Linked DNA regions of Homo sapiens: region 1 is linked to region 2. Evidence: read pairs that join two places in POLR2A ChIA-PET (ENCODE). Cell type or tissue: IMR-90. All regions are shown on one strand. Each heading gives the region's core, and the rest is flanking DNA. Links, peaks and the distances in the headings are about the cores only. Region 1 holds the start of LOC105378250 (a long non-coding RNA gene). Region 2 overlaps LOC105378250 (a long non-coding RNA gene).

Evidence for each region. Peaks named below come from ENCODE experiments on the same cell type or tissue, not always from the same donor. Only the 100,000 strongest peaks of a DNase experiment are listed, where the experiment ranks them.
Region 1: POLR2A ChIA-PET joins it to region 2 with 15 read pairs; 4 of 35 experiments call an interaction of 5 or more read pairs at or near these places.

What each region holds. Positions count from the first base shown.
Region 1 is chr12:53,735,656-53,745,000 of GRCh38, reverse strand. LOC105378250 (a long non-coding RNA gene) reads right to left here and starts at 5,407. Exons shown (of 5, transcript NR_189099.1): 1 at 5,113-5,407. RefSeq lists enhancers at 966-1,512, 4,993-5,782. In IMR-90, for the core only: a CTCF peak has its summit at 1,206 (motif pointing right); no DNase peak of the experiment used is centred there; H3K27me3 peaks cover 6,245 bases.
Region 2 is chr12:53,803,141-53,812,485 of GRCh38, reverse strand. The region is part of intron 1 of LOC105378250 (a long non-coding RNA gene); the gene reads right to left. Among named protein-coding and RNA genes, the nearest start is that of CISTR, 56 kb to the right of the region's middle. In IMR-90, for the core only: no CTCF peak of the experiment used is centred there; DNase peaks (open chromatin) are centred at 5,585 and 7,215; H3K27ac peaks cover 153 bases; H3K27me3 peaks cover 3,656 bases.

The DNA of each region.
Region 1 (9,345 bases), core at 765-8,764, 68 kb after region 2:
TGAGGCAGGGGAGGAATGGCACCTCAGAGGGAGGGCGCCGGGACCTGCAGAGCCGAGGCTCCTGGCCAAGATCTCCAAGAACTGCCAGGGGAAGCAGAGAGAGAATGGCAGGGAGGATTTGGTGACCCTTGGCTCACCAGAGAAGGGAGCTGGACTGAGGGGGAGTGATATAGGAGCTCCAAGAATCATTATAAGAGCTTCTGAGAGCCTGGGATTTAAGTGGAAAGAAAGAAAAACACTTCAGAAGGACTCTTAAGTGAGACCAGAAGGCCTGATAGAGACAAATACCCCCATCTTCACTCTCCCCAATACCCACTCTACAGAGGAGAATAACAAGGCTCATGGTTGGAACTCAGAAGTTCCGCTTTCCCCCAGTACCTATGAATCCTGGAGCCCAAGTGGAGAGAATTCTCCAGTGAGGTGGGCCACTCTGTCGCATCCCCTTCATCTCCAAGGATCCAAGGGGGCAGGGGAGAGGAAGATGGCAGGAGAAACTGTGGCAGAGCCGCCCTCCCTCAGAACCTTCCTCATCTTCCCCACTTTCTTAGGGTCCCAGCTTCCCATCTGCAGCTCTGATAGCTGCATGGTGGTTCTCTCCATTTCCAGTGCTATAGGAAGAATTGGAGTTAGACTAGAGAAGGGACTTCCCAGATCAGCATCTTGGTCATAGGCACAACCCAGGATTGGGTAGAAAGGCTAAGGAACCTAGGATTTTCTGAATAGGACCAATGAACTGAGCATGATGGGATTAAGGAGCCTGGAGAAGGTGGGAGACTCACTGACTGGGGGTGGAGAGGAGCTATGAAAAAGCCGTGCAACAGTCACAGGCAGAGCATCCAAATACACTTTGGGACTTACAGGAACTTCTGCAGATCAGACCTCAGCTCCTTCTGCTTCAGTTTCAGGCTGTTGCCCTTTTAGGGTTTTTGTTTTTGTTTTTGTTTTTGTTTTAGGGAAGGAGGATTAGAACAATAGGTTTGAGACTGAAGGACAGTGTTTTAATTCTCTGTCTCCATCCTTAAGTGTCCTTGCTACTTGGCAGGTTTCTACTTCCCTGTCAGTCAGGAATTAGGAGACCCCAATGTCAATTTGGAAATCTGAGGTTTGCTACCCTCATAATGTACACCTCTGCCATCATCTCCTCCTCCCTCTCCAGAAGATCCCACTTTCAGCGCAGGGACCCCAATCCTGCAGTTCTCCGTATCTGCCACAAGGTGGCAGCCAAAGCATCGATTGATCCAGAGCTAGACCTGGTGCCTCACTAGAGCCAGGACCCATTCTCCACTCACCCCTTCCCCACCTGGGGGCTGCCAACCCCGAAGGACCCAGGAAAGGAGAAACGTTCTGGAAGGACTCCAGCTCTTCGGATAAATGGGCTGGGTGAGGATTGGGAGGGAGAAGGAAAGGGAAGGTGCAAGGGAAACCGGAGAAACACAAACCGGAGAAACACGAACCTGGAAGTGGGGGAGCAGGCAGTCAGGTGCGGTGAGAAGCCCAAGTTGAGAATCACAGAGGGGCTGCCTGCCGCTGCCCACACCACACCCAGCGCCCCAGGGGCTCCAGCACAGCAGCCTAGAGCTGTTAACTTGCCCAGAGGCAACCAGAGCAGAAGTACCAGGAGCTGGGGTTGGGGGAGCCTACACCAGAGTAAGCCACCAAGATCCGGTCAGGGAAAGGGTCTGCGCCACCTCCTCCTCCTCAGTATGAGACCATGAGACCCAACGGGACTCCGTTATCCCTGCCATTCCCAGAAAACATTAAACAGGGAAGGGTTCAGTCAATCTCCCCTGCAGCACTGATTCTCCTGGTGCGGGAAGAGGGTCCTGGAAGACAGGAAAGAAGAAAGAAGGCAGATCCCTAGAGAGAAGAAAAACAGCCCTGCTCACAGGGAGGTGCCAGTATGTGGGGAACAGGCAAGATAACAGGAAGAGGCCTGCAAGCACCTTGGCAGTGGTTTCGAAAGGAAACATTTGGGATCCGGAACCAGGAGGATCAGTCAAGGAGGGCTTCCTAGAGGAGGACAGTATGGGACAATCTTGTAAAATGCTGAGAGGCTGGTCTGGAAAAAGGAGAGAGATAGTTCAGGCTGAAGACAGACTATATGTATGAAACTATTTGGGGTCAGGGGACGACTAAATACGTGGATGGCTGCTCAGGTGGAGCTTAGAGACCACACCACCCTGCAGCGGGAGAATGGGGAGTTGAAGGAACAGGCATGGTGCATGTGAGGCAATGAGGCCTCAAGACCCAGCTGGCACAGCTGGGCAGCACCTGGGCCTAGCTGAATATCCTCCCTCTCCCCGACCCCCACATAGCCAGGAGAATAAGAACAGAATATAGGATCCTCCAAACAGGGCACAAGAAGGACTCCTAGACCAGGAGTCAGGGGCCTGGGTTTTTCAGAAGCAGCTACTGCATAACAGGGGACACTGGGTAAATCTTCCCCCCTCTGAGGACTCTGGCTGCTGTCTGTACAGGCTGAAACTGATGCTCTCTGACCTCCCTTTTCTGAGACTGTCCTGTTGATGACTGCCCTCCTCCCAAAGAATGATCTGACTCATCTGTGACCTGCCAGGCTTTAGTCCTCCTTCTCTCAGTGTCCCTATACTCCAGACACACTCCTCCATCCAGAAGAAATTATTCCATTTCTGTGGTGGAGGGATGGAGGTGCAAGGCCCCAGTTTCACGAACTTAGCCTGGGCCTATTGGGCATCAAACATGACAAAGAGGATCTGAAGTTAGACTCAAGGAAGAACTTCCCAACACAAGTGGCCTGAAAACCTCAGCTTGTGTGAAGTGCATTAAGAATATATACTAGTGGCCGGCCAGGCACGGTGGCTCACACCTGTAATCCCAGCACTTTGGGAGGCCGAGGCAGGCAGATTATGAGGTCAGGAATTTGAGACCGACCAGCCTGACCAACATGGTGAAACCCCATCTCTACTAGAAATACAAAAATTAACCGGGCATGGTGGCGTGTGCCTGTAATCCCAACTACTCAGGAGGCTGAGGCAGGAGAATCGCTTGAACCCGGGAGGCAGAGGTTGCAGTGAGCCAAGATGGTGCCACTGCACTCCAGCCTGGGCAACAGAGTGAGACTCTGTGTCAAAAAAAAAAAAAGAAAGAAAAAGAAAAAGAAAGAAAGAAAGAAGTAATATATACCAATGGCGTCCAAGAGACCAGGAAACTGTTTTGGACCTCTGAATAGTGCCAATGAGACAGAGAGAAGTTTTGACTGTGGTTATGGTCCTCCTAGTTAGAAGGTTGCACATAAAGACTTCTGGGGGCCGGGCGCAGTGGCTCACGCCTGTAATCCCAGCACTTTGGGAGGCCAACGCAGGCAGATCACGAGGTCAGGAAATCCAGACCATCATGGCTAACACGGTGAAACCCCGTCTCTACTAAAAATACAAAAAATTATCCTGGCGTGGTGGTGGGCGCCTGTAGTCCCAGCTATTCAGGAGGCTGAGGCAGAAGAATTGCTTGAATCTGGGAGGCAGAGCTTGCAATGAGCCGAGATAGCACCACTGCTCTCCAGCCCGGGTGACAGAGCGAGACTCCATCTCAAAAAAAAAAAAAAAAAAAAAAGACTTCTGGTAATTCTACCACCCTGAAGTGGAGTAGGGTGAATCTAGAGTTAGGAAGTGCAGGTTGGTTAGAAGCTAATGGTCAAAACCTGTGGAGTGGGTGGCAGAGGAGAGAAGTGAGTAGGCCTGAATTCTTCACAGACTAGGCAGCCTCCCGTCCTGACCCCACCTCTTTATCACCCTCCCAGGTCAGACCAGAGCCTCTGAGCACTTCCAATTCAAACCCTGATTGAAGGCCTCAGATCCTAGTCTCCATCTCAGACCCCGGACCCTGATGCTGTCCCCCTGTGCCTGGAAGGGCAAAAGCACACACTTCTCAGGCTCCCCAACCAAGTAGGAACAGCCTTCCTCTCCTGGCCTCCCACCTCAGCATCACCACATACCACATGCTGGAACCTGCTAGAGATTTGCATAAATCAAAGATATCTTCACCTGAGTCTTCCAGCTCCCCCAAGGCACACCACATGCACACATACACATATGCACACGTTCGCCTGCACACATGCAGATACACAGGTGCATACTCATACATGCATCATACATGGACACACATAACCTCAAAATACAAGCATATGCACACACACCCTCATCACAAACACTCTCACATACATGCAACATACACATACTCATAAACTCACCCACATTTACAGACACACATCACATGCAAACTTACACATACTCACTCATCAAACACACTTGTTCACACTCATGCGCACATCCTCTGCTATTCCTTTCTACTGACTAAGGATCAAGAACCCAGGCTTCTAGATTCTAGAGATTTAGAATGTCCAGCAGAATGCATGTAAACTCACAGGAAACCTATTTTGAGTTTCTTAGCCCAAACTAGAACTTCTTTACCATATCCTCTTCCCTGCCTCCAGATCTCTGGACCTCTGGTCCAGATCACGGAAATGGAGCCTGCAAAGGTAACTCATTCATTCATGCAACAGACGTTTTCGAACACCTGCCACCTATGTGCAGGAAGCTGAGGTAGACACATAAAAGCATAAGAACTTCTGCCCCCTAGTGTAGTGGAAAGAGCAAGAGCTCATGAGACAAGGACCTGAGTTCAAATACTGCCTCCGTCTCAACAAGCTGTGTTACCTTGGGAACATTACATAACCTCTCTGAGCCTCAGTTTCATCACCTGTAAGGTGAGGTTAATAAAACCCAGTAATGCTGTGAGGAGTAAAAGGCAGGGAAAACCTCCAACAGCAATGTGCCCACCCATGAAAAGGGTCCCCATTCCCTTCCCTAGCCCCTGCAGTGGAGGTGGAGGGAGAGCGGCTCCCCAACACCCTCCCTGTCCTGCCGTCACTGAAGCAGAAACCCAGTCTCCTTCAGCCTCAGACCCCACAGGTGCGCAAACTTCGGGAAACTTAATCTCGGACTTGGGCAGCTCCGATCTGACTCCCCCGCCCCCGCCCTCGCCCTCGGCCCCCGCCCCCGCCCTCGCCCTCGGCCCCCGCCCCTCCTGGTCCATCATGCCTCTCGCCCGTTTGCAGGTCGCGTTTTCCGTAATAACCTTTAATGCGGCTGGCCACGGCCCAAATGTTCGCGATGGAGTGCTGGGCCCCGCGCATCAGATGGACGATGAAGTGTTAATCATCCCCCAGGGAGCCGTCCCGCGGAAAGTCGTCATTAATTTCTCTGAATTACACCAATTCCGAGACATTCTTTATGGACAGACAGTGCGGGAGACAGTTATATGACAGGACTTGCTGTGCTAAGCAGATGTGGGAGAGATTGCGTCGCCCCATGAATACTAAACAATCGCTCCGAAGAAACCCCACTAGCTTCTGCGCTCAGAGCTGGGACTCGGCTTACTCCGTCTCCCACCCTGATGGGCACACCCCTGCAGGTGCCTGGGGTTGGAGAAGGAGGGCTGGCGCCCATCCCTGCTGCATAGGTGGCCTCCTCGGCTCCCCTCCGAAGTCAGGCCTCGGCCACAGAGCAAGAAGTGGCTCTGGGGCTCTCACCCTCACCTTCCTGGGACCCTGCAAGGACCCACAAACACCCTTGCCTTCCCTGCCATAGCCTTTGCTCCCTGCATTCCTTCCAGGGCCTGAACTGCTTCTAAACGTCTTGCTGTCTCCCCTCTCTCCGACTCTGATCCTCCTCTAGCTCATCACCCAGACGACTCACTACCTGCTCGTTTCTGAGTCTTCATCCCGCTTCTCCCACCTCCCATCCTGCCCCGCCTCCATCCCTCCGACCCCCTCTTCCTGCCCACCTCCCACTCTGCTCACTTCCCCAGCCTGACCACTTTCCACCCTACCCAGGCTGCCTGCCCATCTCCCCAAAGAACCCCGCCTGGCAGTGGGCATAGCTTTCCCATTCCCTCCCTCGCTCTAACCGGCTGCACCCTACACTGTGCCCCATTTCAAGTCATCTCTCCTACATCTGCTTTCACACCTCGCTCACCCTTCAGAATCTAGCGGGGGAGGGACAAAGTTCAGAGCAGAATGAAAGGAAGGGGGTGTGACCCTTTTCTCTCTCCTCCTGCCCTCTGCCTGCTCTCCTCTCTTCTTTCTGGGATACTGGGAGGGGAGTCAACGAGAGCTGGGGACACCTCCCCACCAGCAGAGTGGTGGGCGCCAGGGAGTGGGGGAGAAGGAAGAGGGTGGCCGGGGAAACCTGCCTAGGCGATGGGTCCCACCTGGAGAAAGCCCCGCCCACCACAACGAGCTCCACCTCCCCTGAGCGGCGGGGGAGGCTCCGCCCTAAGGCCGAAGGGTCCTCCTTGGCAGCCCGGGGACCTTGGGAGGGCCAGGTTTCTCGGTCACCCCAGGCCACTGTCCCTCGGGGGAGGACAGAGGCAAGTGCACACTGTTCCTGTCAGGCCGTCCCTCCGCCTTTGCCGGAGGGAGGACCCCCTCAGCGCCTTGCGCGGGTCTGGGGGAGAGGAAGGAAAGTGCGCAGCCTCTGCGTCTTTCCTCCTCGCAGGTAATTTATGTCTGAGAGCGGAGCAGATGGCGGGTAATTTAGCAATTACCGTGTGCGGGAACGGGACTCGCGCCTCCACATGGAAGCCAAAGATTCCCCGCCGCAGTCTCATCTCATTTGCTGCCTGTTTTCTCTATTTTGTCTCCCCTTCCCCCGCCACACCTCGCTGAATCCCAAAACTCAGGCGGAGGGGATCTCCTGCTCGGGGTCCCATTTCATCCTGACCCCTCTCGACATCAGGCCTAGGTTTTCTGCCTCAGAAAACACGAGGTAGAGTCTGTTTGCTCACTGGGAGTCCTTCCTTCCCCTCTCACCTTCAGCCTTCTTGCTGCTCTAAGTGACCGTACTGTACTGGGAGGCTGTGGGGTTCTCTCCCAACCTTCTCCCCTACTGCCACTTCTTCAGGCTTTCCACGGTATTTTCCTCAAATATCTGGGTTCCAGACCCCCGGTTTCAGAATAGGCTTCTGGACCCCAAAGTTAACCCAGCGGCTAAGAAGCCTGGGTGCCTGCATGGGCAGCAAGGGGAAAGCAGTGATTGTTAAGGTGAGAGGAGCCCCAAAGCCCTTTGGAGCTCTGTCCACGCAGTGAGCATGTAATGAGTATGCAATGGCTGACAGAAGCTGGCCTGAGTGAGGAGAGGGCAGGCAGAGGGGACAGGAATGAGGCTGGAGGCATCTGACATGCCTCCTTCCCCTTCTACTCCCTTCCTTTCTGGGCCACCTGGGGAAAGGATGCTGTGAGATAGGCCCTGGGCCTGGAGACCTCCCTAAGCTGCACGGGAGTCGGGGGTGTCCTCCCTTCCCTCTGCCTCTATCCAGCCCAGCCCAGGACACAGGACACCCACAACCAAGAGGCTGTATCCCACACACACCCTGTCTTCGGCCGGGGCCCCTAGATCTCTGACCTTCACTGTCACCCTTAATCCTGGACTGCAGCTTGAATGCTCCCATTCCAACAGGACTTTAGGTGACCTCTGGGCTCTGCAGAGCTGGCCTCTTAGGCTTTGAGACACCCTCATCACAAACTCCCCCAGCTCCTCCTCATTCCTCAACACCAGAGGAGCACTAATTAATTAGCGTGTGCAACCAGCCGTAGGCACAATCTCGTTACTCACCACAGGGACCCGCTGTTAACATACCAGACCCCCGGGACGCCGGCACATGCCAATTACACAGCTAGCAGCTCGGCTAATCACGGCTCCTGGTGACACTGTGGCTTACAGAAGAATCCCCACTTCCCTCCTCCCACCTTCCCCTACACTCCTGCCTCTGGGAACAGGAGGCTGGAAGGGAGGATGTGAAGACTAGATGGGGAAAAGTTGAAACGCTGGGGAACAGGAGGCCAGCCATGGAGTAGCTGAGGTGAGAGTGGGACTGAAAAGTTAGAAAGAAGAATTCTCCTACAAATCACTTTAGGCTGTAAACAGACACTATGGAATTAGTAACTGCAATAAGAGGGTGTGCTGGTGGACTACAAGAAGGACTTCCTGATGAGGCCATTGCAATGGTAGAATTGGACCTGACAAAGGACAGCCTTTCTTCCTACAAGAAGCAGCCAAGGGAAAATGGCCTGTGAGGTGGAAGAGGAAGGGAAAAAGGGGAAGTTCCAGGAACTCAGGTATCTGGTGCCATCCTGTTCCTCAGCTGCAGTTCAAGGGTACAGAGAGGAGGCGGCCTCACTGCAGACACAGATAGACGGCTTCCCTCCCACACACGTCCCATTGACTTTGCCATTCTGCTGTCACTCCACAGCTTCTCCGAGATTTAACATATTGACTCTCTGAGCTGCAGAAAATTGAATTTTCTTCATTACGACTGTCTCCCGACAAAAGCAGCTCATAAATTCTACATCTTTTTCAGGCTTCCCACCCCCTCACCACCCAACATCTCTCCAGGGTATTCACATATTTGAACATGCCATTCACATGGGTGTAAAGGCAAGGCATGACCAGCACTCCCCACGGACACAGCATTCACAAAGACAGCGTTCACCCCATCCCTCACTGCCCATACATAGATCCAGTCTACACCCAGACCTGGCCACTGTCATCAGAAATGAGGGTTCATGTCTTCCACAACCAGGGTGGGTCCAAGTATATGGTGCCCCATATAGCAGAGTCACATGTCCCGTATCAAGGGGCGAAAGATCCCATGCCGTAGCCAATGCGTGTACGTCTATATTGTGGCCCATTAGCAGTCTCACGGGTGACACTGTCACATGGGACAGAGTCATCTGTCCTGAGATACAGTATTCACTCCAAGTCCACCTCAGTGCTACCTGGGCATAGCTACAGGTCCCTCCCCATAGTACTGGAATCCCTGCCCACACTCCCACCTGGGAATATGCCCACAAGTATGAAACATATGCAAGTCTCTCAAGCTTTGTATAGTCATAGACATGGAAGGAGGAGAAGAAACATCTCCTAGGACCTAGTGGGGAGTCTTCCTTCACACCACAGCAACCGCTCCTGTCTCCTCCCAACACTGTCCCCTGCCCATGCACATGTTAAGCAGCTGGTCTTCTTCCACTACTATAGTACCTCAGCAGTACTCCTTAAGGCACAGACACCTCCCTTCCACCATTAAGGGATGTTGGACTTGGCCTCCCACTCCAGAGTGTGCTCTCCCCATCTGACTCTCTCCTGCTTAGGCCCCAGGAACAGCACTGGGGGAGGGCAGGGCCTAGTTCCTTTAGCACCTGTGCCAGCCTGGCAGCTGAGGCTGTAATAGATGGGCAAGAGGCCAGGCTGATGGCCAGCACCATGTGGCTTGTGCCCAGGGCCAGATTGGGGCGGGAAGTGGTGGGCTAGG
Region 2 (9,345 bases), core at 623-8,622:
AAAGAAAGAAGAAAGGAAGGAAGGAAGGAAGGAAGGAAGGAAGGAAGGAAGGAAGGAAGAAAGAAGGAAAGAAGGAAAGAAAGAAAGAAGGAAAGCAAGAAAGAAAGGAAGAAAGGAAGGAAGGAAGAAAGAAAGAGAGAGAAAGAAAGAAGGAAAGAAAGAAGAAAGAAAGGAAGGAAGGAAAGAAAGAAAGAAAGAAAGAAAGAAAAGAGAGAAAGAAGAAAAGAGAGAAAGAGAAAGAGAGAGAGAAAGAAAGAGGAAAGAAGGAAGGAAAGAAAGGGAGAAAGAGAGAGAAAGAAAGCAAGAAAGAAAGCAAGAAAGCAAGCAAGAAAGAAAGAAAGAAAGAAAGAAAGAAAGAAAGAAAGAAAGAAAGAAAGAAAGAAAGAAAAGCTACAGTATTCTCATGGAAAGGAACTGACAGCTCCATCCCAGAACACAATGGGGCAGGGCAGGGTTGAGGAGAAGGATAGGGAAAGGCTTAGAAGGTGAATCTGCTCCTGGATCCCCTTCCCCACCGCACTTAACCTCAACTCTTAAGGTTAGACACATGACAAAACCTCTCAGTGCGAAGGACTGTAACCTCCCAGAAGGCTGAGGCATCTCTCTGGAGAGCTTTAACCACCAGAGCCATTTTCCTCTAGCGTGACTAGATGGCGTGCAGAGGCAGAGGGATGACAAGATTGGAGATAGCAACAGGGAGAGTGAATAGAGGAGCTAGGGAGTGACCACAAATTGGTCAGCCTGCCAAGAGCCACTGACCCCGTTTTAATATCCCAGAGGTTGGAGGCGAGAGTAGAAATCACAGGCTCCAGAAAAAACAATCTTTGAAAGAAAATTGGCTGTCGCAGCCAGAGATATATGAAAGTGCAGTTACAGTCGGGGGAGCGACTGTAAAACTGCACCTGGTTATTGCACTGACTGGCTGACACCATGATGCTTTTGCACTCCAAACAGTTTTTTTGAAATGAAAAATCCCTATGGACTTAGGTAACTAAGATGGTGTGGGATGCAGAGTGTAGAAGAGAAGGGGGCAGGGCCGCTCAAGCTTCAGTGTAGAGGCAGATCTGTATAAGTGGTTTGGCAGTGGCATAAACAGGGAGGAAAAGGGTTGAGGGAACCAGAGACTTAGAACTCAAGTCACACAATAACAAGGGGCAAGAAGCCAGGAGAGCTCTTATTCCAGGGGTTTTACACCAAGTTCCACAAATTAACTCTCCATCTCTGTCCTCTGGCAGTCTTTGTCTGGCTCTCAACTCATGTCTCTGCCTTTCCATCTGACTTTCCACCTCTTCATTCCTTCACTTACCTTTCACTGCTCCTCTCTCCTTTGTCCATCTTTGTATCTTTCACTTAATCTTGCTTCTGACTGGTTTTCACTATCTGTTCCTCTAACTATAACTATCTTTGTTTATCTGTCTCCATGATATCCGTCCCTCTTGTTATCCTTCCATTTTCCTTACAATCACTCTATTATATCCATCTATTTGGGCATCACTCTTTCTCTCCCCAATTCTCTCTACTCTAATGAAAAGTAGTCAAGGAGTAGAGAGAGGGAATTCTAAAGAAAATGATCAACTACCTTTTATTATAAGCACATGCTAAGTGCCAAGCCCTCACTTAAACATTCTCTTATTCAACCTTTACAACTAACCTGAGCAGTGGGTCTTATTCCCATTTTATAGATGGGAAAACAAGATCAAAAAGTCTAAGTGACACAATAGTGACAGAGCTGGGATTCAAACCCAGGCCTGCCTGGCTTCAACTACCCCGCCCTTATCAATTAATGGATAAGAAATACCAGAGAGAAGAGTGGTAAAAGGGCAAATAGTTGGGGAAGATTCTGGAGAAAACTGTGGAGGCAGGAGGAGGTAAATGTTTGAGACCAATCAGTGGGAGCAACTAGATGTGAACCCTTAGCTTGCCTCTATTCAGACATGATGAACTAATTACCAGATCTGATTAGGAGATCATCAGCACTCTCCTGACTCAAAAGTTGGGTATAAGGGAAAAGAGGACCACTAGCCCCAGGAAGAGCATCATGCCCCACAATCTGGACCTAGTCTTTTTCTAAACGTCCCAAAGCCAATTCTTTCCAACTGAGCTCTCAAAATCTTTGTGGGAAAAGGCTGGTTCCTTGTGGCTTGGGATGACACTATCTCACAGCCAAAGACACCTGTTCATTTGTTACATGTAAATAACATCATCAAAAGCAACACCAGACCACAAAATTCTAAGGCTAGAAGACAACTCTTTTATGTATCCCTAATAAATCCCTCCTTCATTTTAAAGCTTCAGTCCTCTCCAGGCCCGTCTTCCAGTTCCTTATACCCTTTGCTGTTCACAAAGTTTTTTCTTAGCACTTATGTCTGTCTCTCCTGCTAGAACTAAATCTTGGTGGAAACACTCTGCCTATCCAATTCTTGTATAAGGGATGGTTTCGTCTAGTTCCCATGAGTGCCTGGCGTGTGCCATGGAGCATGAGATGAGATCTCTGTTATCTCAGCGTCATTACAAATGGAATAATTGGTCATAAAAATTATGCAGCCTGTTGGAAAAGAAATAACACGCACTCATTACAGATTCCTGAGATAGCTTCTCCTGGCTAAGATTTCATGTTTTCTCCATATCCCAGTCATTACCAATATCCTTCTACCTCCAAGTGACCAAAACATTGAGTCTTCCTTAGAAGAATCCCAAGACAGACTACAGATCAAAGCTACAGCCTTGTCAGAAGTTTGCTCAGCTGAACCAACACAAATTGACCTAGCAATTGAGGAGTTTTTAAAATGCCAATTCCTTCCCTCATAGAGGAACTATGTGCAAATGAGTCTATATCTTAGATACTTTTTGAACCAGAAAGATGGGATTTCCTTACATTCTCTCCTCATCAGCCAGTCTGTACTGACATCAGTACGAAGTGAGATATGGAGAAAGGGGGTGCTGTCCTTGCCCTCGGGGAGCCCTCAGCTTCATGGGGAAAATGGACTGTTTAGAACACGGAAATACTGAGCCAAATGCTACAGCAATGGTTCTAAGAGTCAAGTCTCAGAGCTGGTACAAAATAGAAGAGTGAAATAACATGGTGGTAAGATGAAGTGATCAACTCCATGCCACCCCAAGAGAAAAGAGCAGTGAAGGGTATTAGTATTTACTCAGAATGACTGACATGCTGGACACTGTACTCTGAAAGGCCTGGGCTGTGCATCCTCTCCTCATCCTCACCACCAGGCCACAGTGCCTCACCCTGCCACTTGTGGTCCTGCAATGACACTCAAGGATTAGATAATAGCATGTGGTAAAATTCAAAGGGTATGGCTTCGAAAGATAAACACTTTTGGAGATGACAAAAGACACACATGAGGTCGTCTGCTCAAGCGGTAATATCTGAAGGCCTCTGCTCTAGAAACCAACACTATGAGAAGAACAAGAAACATATCACTCCACCAACAGAGCAAAACTCAGACACCTAGGGGCTCACAAAAACATGACAAAGACTCAGAGAAATTTTTTCCCATGATTCTGGGAAACATCTCTTATTTACATTATTTTTCCACTTGACAGGCCACCTCCTCCCTAGTTTACCCCAAACTACTTTGCCCTCCAGTTGCTTTCTAATCCCTTCATGCCCTAAAAAGTAATGAAGCAGTGGAATCTGGCATGTTCTCCTGGAGATGACCAGGAAGAGGGAGGCTCTAATCTAAAGAATTCCAAGCCCTTCCCAGCTCACAGCCTTTACTCCAGTACATCACGGCTCTCTTGTACCTGAAAGTGGGAGAATAGGGAAAGATGTTCCCAAGGGGAGAAGGAACAAAAAAAAGAGGGAGGCTGGATATGAGCCAAGCAGACTCAGAGACCGGCTCCAAGTTTTCCCAGCTGTGGACTCAACTTGTCGGAGTGAGAGCAAGGAGTGAGACGAGACAATTGCTATGTGAAGAACAGGTTTGACTCCCACACCCTATCTCCGCTCTTCATGCCCCTCCTCACTCCCTCTCAGTGGGATGAGGAAGGAGGGGAGAATTACACCAGCTCCTCAGCCATTCCCAGCTACAATCAAACCTCCTACAAAATATGAATCAGCCCCAGCCATGGGGACAGAAACCAGGTTATTTTGAGACCTGGAGCCCTGCTTCCCCCTAGGACTTTGGTGACAAATGTCTGTTTGGGGACAAGTGTTTAATTCTGGGGAAACACTATCAGCCAGCCTCAAAGTGAACTTCAGGGAACTTTGCCCCTGTCTGCCTAACTATGAGACAGCCAGCCAGGGAGTTTCTCATTATGTAAGCCTCATGCCTTCCCATTGGGGACACTGACTCCTGTACCCTCTCACCTTTGAAGCGTCAGTTCCTGGCTTTCTAGGCAATTCTGTTAGAGACTCATAAGTTTGAAGGACACAAAATATCTTTCTTCCTCTCCTCAAAAATATCCATACAGTTTGAATGTAGTCTAGAGGTGTTACTTAGATAATTTTAGTTATGCACACCTACAATATAAATTATTTATCACCCATCCTTCAGCAGGGCTTCTCAAACTTTAATGTGCATGCCAATAATCTAGAGATCTCGTTAAAATGCAGATTCCTCTTCAGTAAGTCAGGGGTGGAGTCTCCGATGCATTTCTAACAAGCTCCTGAGTGACGCCAATGCCTCTAGACCCCAGACCACATTCTGAGTAGCAAGGACATAGAATAGAGTACACTAATCCTAGCATAGATTTCAGCGAGAAGCTCACGACTTGAGGTTGCCTCCAGTCTGAGAGAGAAATAAGACGCAGATAAAGAAGCAAGAACAGGATAAGAGCAACCAGGCAGAATACTAGATAGAGGTTGGGAAGTGGGTGGGTCATGTAACAGAGGGTGGGGCATATTAGAACATCAGGATGTCCTAAAGCAGGAGTCTAAAGTAAGGGCCAAACCAGGCTGAAGAGAAGAATGAGGAAGGGCGATTCACGCAGGATCAGGCAGGGAAGAGGTCACTTGAATGAGGACTAGGACTCAGAATTGCCTCTCAGAGAGGCAAGAAGTGCCTCTCTGAGCCAAGAAGTGACGACAGAAGCTGCATGGAGTGAGTCTGCAGGTGCCAATGGAGAAGGTCTTGAAATTCTGTCGGAGGAGCTGAGATTTAAAAGAAGAAGAAATAGAGGCTCTGTGGTCAGAATGGTGCTTTAAGAAGCCAAGTCAAATCATAGTGGAAAGATGTCATGGGCTAGGAGGAAGGGGGTATGGGGAGCTCATGTTTAATGGGTATGGAGTTTCTGTTTGGGAAGATGAGAAAACTCTGGAGATGGATGGTGTTGATGGTTGCATAACAGTGTGAATGTATTTAATGTCACCAAACTGCATACCTAAAAATAGTTAAAATGGCACATCTTATGTATATTTTACTACAATTTAAAATCGCAGTGAAGGCATAAGCATTGCTATCTAAATGTGACTAAAATCCAAGCCCACCCTAGGCTGAGAACATGCTGAAAGACGGGCCTCCTGAAATGAAAACAAACTCTGACTCAATCCCTCCCCTCCCCCTTCACTCTTCTATCATAAGATAGGTTGCTTATGTTCTTAAGGATTTGAAAGAAAAACAACTCCATTACAAATGGGTTTCTGTTGTGCCTTTGAGCTCGACCTGTTCATCTTGAGTCATTACGAGCCGCTCTGCCGGTGCCATACATGCGTCTGCTCACTCTGCAGCCTGCAGATGAAACTGAAATGATGGGGGAAGGTAGGCTCTTAAAATGCCCAGGCTCAGAGTCCTTGGAAACATGCTGCTGTTTTCTGGCTCCACAAGGACATTAGGGAGAAGAGGGATGAGCTGAACTGGTAGAAAACGACAACAAACTGTGAAAACAACCTATCAGCCATCAAAGTTGGAAACATTCCCAAGAAGAAAAGAGTGGCTACCCTAGAGGCCAAGGCAGAAAGGCAGCAGCTCTGCCTAAGGAGGCAGGCATGGGAGACACAGAAAAAGAAGGAAAAAAGAAAGAGCAGGAAAAAAAGAGAAAGTGTATCCTTTCTCTTTAAAGAGAAGGAGCTAAAAACAATAGGATACCAGCACAATATATAAAAGTTTCTACCAGGCCCAGGCTGTGAAGACATGGGATTGCTATAGTAAAGGAGGGAACCTCAAGCTAGACAACTAGAAGAAATCCCTGACAGTATTAAGGGGAGCTGAGAAGGGAGATCAGGAAACCTAAAACATTTGCTTGGGTCAGTCTGGAGGCAGGTAGAAGAGAAAGGAAACCCTGGAAAGTCAGGCCGTTTTCCTGAAACCCGTTATGTGGATCCACTGAATGGAGAAGCAACAGACTGATACCCCATTGCCACCCATCCATCAAAGTTAGCCCAGAACGGGACTCCAGAGAGCTGGGAAGAGACTGGCCCTTCCTATCCTGGCATCCAGGAGAGTTCTCTGCCCCTAAGCAGCTTCTGTTCCTGCTCTCTGCCTCCTCCCTCAGAAGGTAATGGAGTGAATCGAGTCAGCTGCTCTTAAGTCATTAATAGGAGCAGAGCTTGATGATATGTTCTGACTCAGGCAACCTAGTCAGACTCTTCATCCCTCTTGGAAATCCATCATCTAGGATCAAGCATCACTATCGCTCTCCCATGTAATCCTCAGGCTCCTCCTGGACCATCATGCCAAATCCCTTGACTCCAATAATAATGCAAAGGAGCCGCATTGTGATGGGGGGATTTGTCCTCTGACTTATGTTTTCACACCTAAGTGCTTAAGGCCTCCTTTCTGAAGTTCTCCCTCAATCTCGATTACTGCAATAAGAGGCATTTTTTTCTTCAAGAAAATTGTTTAAAAGGGACATGGATCTCAGCTATAAAGATCAAAGAATTGTTTCCTATAAATAATAAGTAAATAGAAAAGAGAATAAGTTTGAGGCAATTCAGAGTTATTTAAAATTATCTTTTGAGCTGTTCTACTTGTAGGAGAAAAAAGTTCTCCATTCCCAACAAGAAGTTTAGAGAGAATCCTATCTAAGATTCACAAAGTTTTCAGAGGACTTTGACACCTATCATTTCAACCCGCCTTCACAAACATCGCAGGATATGAGGAAAGTGGACATTATGATACTCATTTTAAAAATAAAAAGTATAGGGGAGTAAATTAGAGCCCAGGGAATGATCTTAACTTCAGGAGTAACTAAGTCTAGGCATCAAGAAAAACTTGCCCTCTGTAGGAATTGTGAAACATTGGAATTCACTACTCAGGGAATGTGAGTCAATCCAACTCGTCATAGCTGAAAGAGGGCTTTGGAAAAACAAGGCCAAGGGGCTTCACTTGTCATATCATATCAAAATTGCTGTAGTACTTGTGTGTCTTCCCTGCTAGACCCTAAGCTTCCGCAGACAGCTCAGAGTCTGTGGCGGTTCACTGTTACAGCCTCAGAGCTAACCAGAGGGCCTGGCGTTAAACAAGTACTCAATAAATACGTGATGAAGGAAGGGGGAAGGGAGAAAGGAAAAAAGGAAGGTAGGAAAGGCTGAAGGGGGCGTGAGCAGAGGCTGAGAAGAAACTAGGGGAAGGAGAAGAGAGCTAAGGGGACCCAGGAATGGCACAGAAGCTACAGTAAACACGAGAGAAAAAAAAGGCAGGCCTTGGGGGGACACAGGAGCAAGAGAATTAGGGATTGCCAGGACACCAGTGAAAACAGAATGGAAGGAGGTCACAGAGAAAAATAGAAGGGTGTAGGGGAATGTCTGGGCAAGAAACATTCCCTTATGGCCCCAGCAGTTGGTGCCTCCTATTGGTGGCAGTTCCTTCTCCAGGATCCTGTAAACCAGAGGCTATGTCAGGAGCTAAGGACATGATGGCCAAGAAGAACTATGCACAGGACAAACAAGCAGGAGACAGGTATTTACTCAGCAAACATCTTGGAGCCTATTCTCCAAGGATGGAGGAGCCAGCTTTGGCAGCTGCTTTACTCTGAAGTCACTAGACAAGTCGGGCAGGTGGAAGGAATTCGGGGAGCACATAGGAGCTACTGTGCCTAAGACATGATCTCACTATGCTGGGCATCTGGGTACCCACCTCAACTGAGAGCCAATTACAAAATGGGTATGACTGGGGCAAAAGTCAGGGTACTCTTGGACAGGAAGCAAGTTTGAATCCTGGATGTGCTATGTATTTTTTTGGTGAGTCACTCAAACTTTCTGGCCCTCACGGGGAAAGTGGATAGAATTGGACAGCTAGGATTTTTACAATATCCAAGTCTTACAGGTTTGACACCTGCACATTTGGCAACATCTTTTTCACTGGCCTTTCCTACCCACCCACCATCATCAACCTCTTCTTCCTGATTCAGTCCCCAGTGCCCAATAGCAGGCACACTGTGTTGAGGCTCCTTGAAGAGCTGGAGAGATTTAGCATGTAGGAAATAGGTTCCTAGTGTTCCAGGGGGAATTTCAAGGAAGGTTACTGGACCATAGAGACCCAAACTTAGTCTCTGGTTTCAGAGAGGCCCATCCGTCTATACTCCAATTAGGATGGCACTGTTGTGAAGGCGCTTCCTGAAGTTCCAACCCACCCCACTGATAAGAAGTGTCTGGTTCCTGCTGCTGCTCTGTATCCACAAACTTCTTGCATGTACCTAGAGATACCAGAGGAGGTCGCTCAATTAATCTTGGAAGCTAGAGACACTGCCCTGCTAAAGACCCATACCCTCACTAACCTTCTCATCCCACCTCAGATCTTGATTCTTTTTTTTTTTTTTTTTTTGAGATGGAGTTTCACTCTTGTTCCCAGGCTGTAGTGCAATGGCACAATCTCGCTGTAACCTCCACCTCCCGGGTTCAAGCAATTCTCCTACCTCAGCCTCCCAAGTAGCTGGGATTACAGGCGCCTGCCACCATGCCCAGCTAATTTTTGTTTTTTTAGTAGAGACGGGGTTTCATCATGTTGGCCAGGCTGGTCTCAAACACCTGACCTCAGGTGATCCACCTGCCTCAGCCTCCCAAACTGCTGGGATTAGAGGAGATGAAAAGGTAGCATTTCTCACTTACAGCGTCTTCTGACATGCTGCAGAAATCAGGAAAATAGAAATAAATATTTCAGCTATCACCATGGAAACTGGCAGTTTCTATGTCTTCCCCTCATGCACACTCCCCATCAACTCTTTCCCTCCCACCTCTACGTCATATAAGCTCATAAGATTTCTCTTTGTGGTCAATCCACCAATTCATTTGGAACAAAGAACAGAAAAATAGCTAGTTTGGAGAAAATAGGCTGACCCCTGGCTTTCTAACCACTCCCCTAGGGCTGAGGTTCCCTCCCAGATCATCACGTCCTCTTCTCTCACACACAGCCCCACTCTCATCTCACCATCCCTCTGGTGCCTTCTCCC